3 separate regions of the Mus musculus genome follow, and all the other regions are linked to region 1. A link is a loop called in an ENCODE intact Hi-C map of the cell type or tissue named here. Cell type or tissue: left cerebral cortex. All regions are shown on one strand.

Region 1 (2,500 bases):
CTGAAAAGTCGTCCTCCGTTCTGCCTCCGCTTTCTGCCTCCGCGGGATGGGCCTGCTCGCCAGCCGCCCCGCGCCGCCGCCGCCCTGAGGAGCTGAGGTACGGCAGGCGCCGGAGCCGCGGGAGCCGGGCGGCTCCCCTACGGATGGGGATTCAAGGCGCCGCTCAGGCCTCGGTCTGGGGCCGGGAGACCGTTGCGGCCGTCTCCGGGGTGCGGGCCGGGGCGTGGGGGGCCGGGCCTGTGGCCCCGTCGGTGTTGTGACTGTCCACGGCGCTGCCCCGAGCGTTCCGGGGCGGCGGAGCGGACGAGACCCGAGGGCGGCCGCCGTGGGGAGGCGGCGGGGGCGGAGCGCATTCCTGACGGGTGAAATCGCCTCTAACGGGACGCTTTCCGGGCCTCGCCGCACACTGGGCGCCGCGGACTTCGCCCCCGAAGCCTGCCGCCTGGGGCCCGGGAGGGCGGCGGGGAGATGACCGCCTCCTTCGGGAGCGGAGATCGCGCACACAAGCAGGCACCGGCGCGGAAAGCCGTATAGCCTGGGGATGAACGGGGGTCTTCCGGACTCCACGTCTGGGGTTTTCCCTGCCCTCACCCCGAGTGAGGCCACCACTTTGAATTGCCAGTTTTTCCTTCGGTCTGGGATTCCGCTCTACTGTCGCTCTCTTCTCTTTTTCCATTTCCACTAATGGGAAGAAGTGGTTTAGGTTCGTTAATCCTGAGACAAGGGCAGCAAATAAAAGAGGGAAGAGAATGGTGAAGGCTATATATGGGAAAAAGAAAGGTTTAATTTTTGCTTGTTGGCGCCCTTGGAGATAGAAATACACGACTGGTGCTTTACTTTGTGTAGGGTTGAGAATGTCGCAAAATGTTGGTAATGATAGGACGGCCTTTAAATGCAGCTGCAATTTTCAAACCTAGGGTTGGCTATAAAGGCTGGTGTAAAATGATAGCAAACGGGAGGTATGAAAGCGGGCCTTTCCGTGGTTGGTGCCTTCAAAATATTTTGATCTTCCTCATTCTACTTTGTGTATGTTTGTGTATACGCACGCGTACCTGGCAGTCTTTGATTATTTAATATTTTAACCAGAATTTCTTGACCCTTTTCATTGTATGTAGTGTGACGAGATACTTGTCTTTTTTTCCCTTTCCGGTTTTGCTATAAACCGGTCTCTTTGCACATCCTAGTGCTTCTGTTTGTAATTCAAGTCATTTCCATATTTGCTTGCTTAAGCTTCTTTAACACAGAGCTGTCTGTATTGAATTAAAATGTAAATATTTAGAAAATGGCTATGTCCTTACTTTCAAATGTTCTTTACTTGGTACATACAATTTCATGGACAAAGAATTGGTATTAAGTCTTGGGACTTACTAAACCAAATTATGCAAAACAAAAGCAAGATATATATATATATATATATATATATATATATATATATATATATTATACAGTGTAAGCTTAAATTTCATGTGACCATGGAAAGATTTTAATGTCATTGCAAGGTGTCTTTCTGAAGAAGAATGCATATGGCAGCTAGCCTGAGTGTATTTTTTTATTATATCATCGATTCTCATTCTAGAACCCCAGTAAGGTTAATTTTTTTAATTGCAGAATTATTTTAGAAGTTGAAACAAACCTATTCATTACTAAAATAGCTGCATGAAATACCTCATCTTGGAGATGCCTTGGTTGAACATTAGAATTAATATAAAGAATTGTTCATTGTACTGTTGCCTAGCAAATGTTAGAATTTCATTTTGAATATTTGTGGCAATGTGTTGGATTTTTGGTGCCTTTTTTAATCTGGCAAAATGACAGTGCCATATTATCTTCTACTTAAGTGTTTTTGAAGATACTTCAGCACCAAGTAGAAAGTAAATGGACTTGACTTGCCATGAACACAGCGTCCAAGCAATGTTTTTGCAGTTGTGAGTATAATGTACTCAGGAGTAATTCCCCCCCCCCCCCTTTTTGAGAAAGGGTTTCACTACATAACCTGGTAGTTGGCTTAGAACTTGCTATATATACAAAGCTGGCCTTAAACTCACTGAGTTCTTGCCCCTGATAGGATTAAAGACCTGTACTCCTTGCCTAGCTTGGAGACACCACTGTACTTTAATGAGTTATAGATGTATGCATAATTTTAGGCAGACATTTGTGTGTGTGTGTGTGTGTGTGTCTTGCACAAGCTAGGCAAGTTTCTTAGTACCTCTGCCCTCTTTGCTTGAGGCAAGCTTTTTATTTTTATTTTTTCTTCTTTCCTGTCTTTTGAAAAGGATTTTGTATATTTGTATGACAAGTCTTGGTTTTTCCTAAACACTTAGATATAGCACAGAAATCCTTTAGTTTTTAGTCAGCCCTTACCATCTAATAAACATATATTCCCAAATCACCTCTTTGTGTTAGTATCTGTTTGTAATTTTGCTACTCTAGAGATTGAAGTGGGAACATTGTTAGAAGCTAACTGAGCAATTTAGCTAGACCCCATGGCAAACAGCAACAG
Region 2 (2,500 bases), 49 kb before region 1:
ACTGAACATGGGGGTGGGGGGACAACTAGAATAGCTGCTGAAGGAATGACCTGATAGAACAAAGTCAAAACAAGCACAATAAAAAACAATTGAATTATCCATTATCACGTCTTAACTGGTTGCTTCAAGGATCTTAAAAGCAAGAAATGCCACCAGCCCAATAGCTGGGAAGTCTCATTAGCTGCCAGAGGCTTTGAAGAAGTGTCCAGTGGGCTGTGCCCTGAGACAACTGGATGAGGAGACTAGTAGCACTAGGCTCACTTGGTGCCTTCCGCTCTCCAACAAAAGACATTTGTATCTCAAGCTCTTAAAAACTTACACAAATTTGGGGGCGGGCAGTGAATATGCAGCTGAGATGGGTTAATGCAGAGATGAATAAGTCCTTCTCATTCCTAGGAACAAAGACACCCTAGTGGCTCTCAAATGGCTGGAATATTGAGAAGCTGTATATGAAAAATTGTACATTTTATTCCTTTAGACATGCAACTTTCTCAAGACTGAATTTCATTTTAATTTAATCATTTCAGCATCTGTATCTCTTCAGCTGAGATTAAAATAGCAGGCTGCAACGAGGCCAAGCTTTCTGGCAAATCTGTTCTAAAATGTAGTAGAAGAGATCAGACTCAAATCTCCACAACAAAGCTTTGTTAAAGGGCATGCCCATAGCACTTTTATCAACCACTGATCACTTCTGGCACAGGAAGATAGATGTCCCTTTGGGTGTTTAAAATAGCAGAAAAAAATGGTCAGTGCAGAAACAGAAGGCCTGAGAAAATAGAGTACGGAATCGGCACATAGAAAAGGCACAGGCAGGACTCACAGACCCACCCTTGACAACTCAGTAGACTCAGTAGTCTGGGGCTCAGCTTTCTCGGCTAAGAATGGAGACATTCTCGCCGTCTTTTGTTGTTGCTTGCCTTGTTTTAGTGAGATGTATGTATGCACACTATGTAGCATTGATTCAGAGAGGGTGAATAGACAGTGCTTCCCATAGCACCTTCTTCAGAAGGTGATGGAACTGTGTAGGTTCAGAGCTGTTGGGTTAAACAAAGTTAACTACTTCCTAGGCTTTTGAAAATAGCTCATGTGCATAATGAACATACACAAATAGTGAAAGTTCAAGAAGTAAAGAGAAGCATGAAATGAAAAGACTTTTCCCCTATCTTTGGTTTATTACCACCACCACCACCCAGCCCCATTCTTTAGCGGTTTGGGAACTGGTTTCTCACACTTTGGTCCCCAGCTGTTGCACACATCTAAGTATTTTGGCTCATCACGATAGAGCAGCCACAGGCAAGTGCCCGACATGAGCGGCAGCGTGCTTCACACATGCCTGCACCTTGCTCCATGCAGATCTTGGGAAAATACCAGTTATTTAGGTTAGTGGTTCTCAGCTGGGGGTGAGTAGAGACATTTTTGGTTGTTTTAATGGAGCGTGGTAGTGAGGGTGTTACTGGCAGATGGTGCCTAGGATTCAGAGATGCTGCTGAAATCCTATGTCGTGCAGGCAGCTTCCAAAAGGAGTGTCTAACCTGACTTGTCAGATATTTAGCAGCCTTTAAACAGATAGGGAGACCCTTACCTTGGTCAGCAGTAACATTGATGGAACTTACATTTGCTGGCCACTATCATCACCAAATGTGTTCGTCGGGATTCCTTTCCTTCTACGTGAATGAAACCAGAGCAGCTCAAACCATGGCTGAAAATGAACAAAAACCGTATTAAATCTGGGAACGTCTTTGGTCTGAGCCACTTGCCATAGTCCCGGGCTCAGAAGTGCTAGAGAAGAGCTGTCTCATCACCTACTCCTGAGTCACAGTGATGCTATGACCTGTAACCATGAGGTGAGCTTAAAGCCGGTAGTGATGAACCTGAGGGACACAGCTTATACACTCTTGTGACAGGTGAATATACAGAGTAGTTCAATAACCTGGGCGCAACCTGACATGTTTATAAAACCATTTTAGGATATGTGTCTTTTGGTGATGAGATTATACTGATCTTATAGAAATTGATCTATGAAAACCTTTCAGGACCACATGAGAATATATGTTCTAAAATATCGGTCACATGCCTGTCAATCTATCCATTTTTGAGGCAAGGTCTGACTTTGTCTAGGGCTGTCTGGCCCCAGCTGGCCTCATGGGGCCCTCTTGCTTCTGCCTCTCCAGTGCTGGGGTGATAGGCATGAAACACATACCATTTTGCCAAAAGATGGTGTTGGACTCTCTGGAGTAGGGGTTATAGGTAGTTGTGAGTTACTGGACATGGATGTTGGAAACTGAACTGTGGTCCTTTGCAAGAGCAGAAAGTATTCCCAAGTTCTAAGCCATCTCTCCAGTACCCTAGATTTGTATTTTTATTTTTAATAATGCAACAAGAAAAAAGTATAATTTACAGAATAGTTTAACTTTATTTATATCAATATCTTGAAAAAGTGTGTTTTCAGTTTGTACAGTTGTGATGGATAAACTGTAACTTAATATATAAAAAATTATAA
Region 3 (2,500 bases), 140 kb before region 1:
GAGTTCTATTAAGTTCCAATTTCACCCCATCTCTTAAATGATTTTAGGTTTACCTTTTCAGTAGGGAGTGGTCATAGTAAGGAATGGAATCCACCTTCAGGTGGAGAGAAGCCATTGTCTTTTGCAGTAAAAGTTAATCCAGTTGGACAGGTCAATTACCTTTACTGCCACCCAGGAAGATGGGCCCATCTTAAACCATGCTAAAGAGTTGGTAGGAATAACTGTTCTTTCAATAAGATAATATACTTCTCTTTCCCAGAATCCCCTCTGCTCCCGAAGTATCTACAAGCTGCTGTGCAATTCTGTTGGGTCTGCCCACCTTTCTGTCCCTATTCCTTTTTCTTTTCCATCTGTTTTTCAGTTGCCAGTCAGAGTCCACGTGTGTTTTATTTTTTGGTACTTTTAGTTTCTCTAAGGTTCCCCTCTGTGCCATAGGCCTTCTTGTTTGCTGTGTGGCTGACCTCCATGCCACTTAACTCAAACTTATGACTTTTTTCCATCTTTTCTTCATTTTCCTCCTCCAAGTAGCTGTCAAGATTTATAACATCCCTGCCCTGAGATTTTGCTTTTAAATTAACCCAATTGTCCTTAAGCCTCCACTTATAGCCCACATTTAAAATTCTTTTAATCATGAGACTAAGAACTTCAAGAGAGGACCCCATTTCCCTGGTAATAGAACCTCTATGATGGTTGTTCAGTGATTTCAGTCTTTGTGTTCCCTCCAATGACAACAGATACAGAATTTTATTCTAGAAGGAAAAGTCAGGGCGTCATGTTGGCAGCAGAAATGTCAGAGGAAGTGAGAGGAAGGGGAGGGCTCGTTCCTTGTCTCCAGGACTGATGTGCCTGGACTGAATGAAGAAAAGAAAAAAGTGACTCCTGTCTGTGGCTTCCAGAGCTTGCCTGTCCCTCAGCCCAGCCAGGGACAGTTGAAATGAGGGAAAGTTACACAAAGGGTGACTGAGTAGCCAGGAAGAATGGCCTTGTAGACAACAGTGACAGTGTAAATTGCCGAGAAGAAAAGGTCCCTAGGAGTGGTCTGTCAGTTGCAATTTGTGTGGCAACTGTCACCCCCATACCCGCTTCAGTGAAATCATGACCCTGTCTGGCGTTAGGAAGAGAAAGTCTATAGACTTTAATGTTTAATGTGTTTAGTGTTTAATGATTTTGTTCCTGTGACACTAAATGAACAAGCATGTTTACCTCTGCCTGGAGGAAAGCACAAATATTCTAGCTGTGATATTTAAATATAAACTCCCTCTGATTGACGGCTGCCTCTCTTACTCAGTGCTCTAACTGGTACTGACAGGACAGGCTCTAAGTCCTTAGCCTGTTGATATTAGCTCTGGGGCATGTTAGCTATGCCACCCACCACATGATCTTTTCGTCTGTATTCCATCTAAGGCTCCACTCCTGCTCGCCAAACCCCACAGATGGCAGCTTAGGGACAGAGAACAGAACATGCAGCTTAGAGTTATTTTTTTTCCTCATGCAAGAAATTGGTAGAAACAGACCAAAGGCAGTAGCCTACAGGAACATTCCTTATCTTACAGTGTTTAACATGCAATTTAGAAATAAACTCTTTCTGTCCCTTACACTCTCTTTTTAAGGACTGCTGTAGTAGAATACCACAGACTAGGTGGCTTAAACACCAACAATTTATATTTTATATTTCCAGAGCTTGGAAGTCCACATTCAGTTTATCAGAACCTTGATGCCCTTCTCCTAATCTTGAGGTTAGACACAGCTCTCCGAGTGTCTTCCTGCGGTTTTCCTTCATACGTGTCTATATCCCAATCTTGTTTAATAGGGATGCCAGCTACAGGAAATGAGGATCTAGCCCTAAACACCCCATGTTACCATGACCACCCCCGAAAGTTGTTATCTCCAAATACGGTCACATTCTGAGTTATGTGAGTTTTAAACATCAGAAGATGGAGGAGCCCACATCTTAGCGGTTTAGCAGGGGACGGTGATGATGACTGTCTGATGGGTTTCATACCACGTGGGCTTCGTGAGCATTTGACTTTGGACTGAACACTCAACTTGAACTTAAGTCCTAAACCTAACCCCACATGACGGTCACCGTCCTTTTTTCACCCTATGAACTAGTAACAAAGGCTTTGGGGGTTAAGTGACTTGCTTAAGGTTGCACAACTATGGAGGAGAAGGTTGGAAATACAAACCATGACACAATTTGAATTCAGGTCTGTCCAACTCCAAAGAGACCCAGGCACTGGAAACTCCTGTAGCCGTTTTCCTTCCTAGAAAATGTTGTTCCAACTCTCAGCATATGGACAGAGGAGAATGAGGGGAATATGTCTGGAGAAGAAAGGCTGCCTTAGCTACTCAGGTTCCAAAGGAAGAACGTGAAATGTGTCGTTCCTCGGATAGGCCTATTTTTACAATTATAAAGCAATCTTCAGATGAGGCTAAAGGAGAAGAGAAGCAATGAATAATTAAACTTTGTTACCGATGTTCTTGGCACTGTGTTAGCGAG

Evidence for each region. Hi-C counts contacts between places; a loop is a spot of excess contacts. Peaks named below come from ENCODE experiments on the same cell type or tissue, not always from the same donor. Only the 100,000 strongest peaks of a DNase experiment are listed, where the experiment ranks them.
Region 2: a loop joins it to region 1, with 1.9 times the contacts of the local background. A loop is called at or near these places in 5 of 42 quality-filtered maps.
Region 3: a loop joins it to region 1, with 4 times the contacts of the local background. A loop is called at or near these places in 2 of 42 quality-filtered maps.

What each region holds. Positions count from the first base shown.
Region 1 is chr15:36,280,509-36,283,008 of GRCm38, reverse strand. Rnf19a (ring finger protein 19A) reads left to right here. Exons shown (of 10, transcript NM_013923.2): 1 at 1-97. Among named protein-coding and RNA genes, the nearest start is that of Rnf19a, 1.4 kb to the left of the region's middle. In left cerebral cortex, no CTCF peak of the experiment used is centred here; DNase peaks (open chromatin) are centred at 338 and 972; H3K4me3 peaks cover 1,825 bases; H3K27ac peaks cover 1,192 bases.
Region 2 is chr15:36,329,361-36,331,860 of GRCm38, reverse strand. Gm38600 (a long non-coding RNA gene) reads right to left here. Exons shown (of 5, transcript XR_875144.3): 4 at 1,614-1,699. It overlaps Gm33826 (a long non-coding RNA gene), which reads left to right and starts at 955. Exons shown (of 3, transcript XR_875139.2): 1 at 955-1,844. In left cerebral cortex, no CTCF peak of the experiment used is centred here; DNase peaks (open chromatin) are centred at 605 and 1,408; H3K27ac peaks cover 798 bases.
Region 3 is chr15:36,416,545-36,419,044 of GRCm38, reverse strand. No RefSeq gene overlaps it. Among named protein-coding and RNA genes, the nearest start is that of Gm34316, 39 kb to the left of the region's middle. In left cerebral cortex, no CTCF peak of the experiment used is centred here; a DNase peak (open chromatin) is centred at 1,431; H3K27ac peaks cover 947 bases.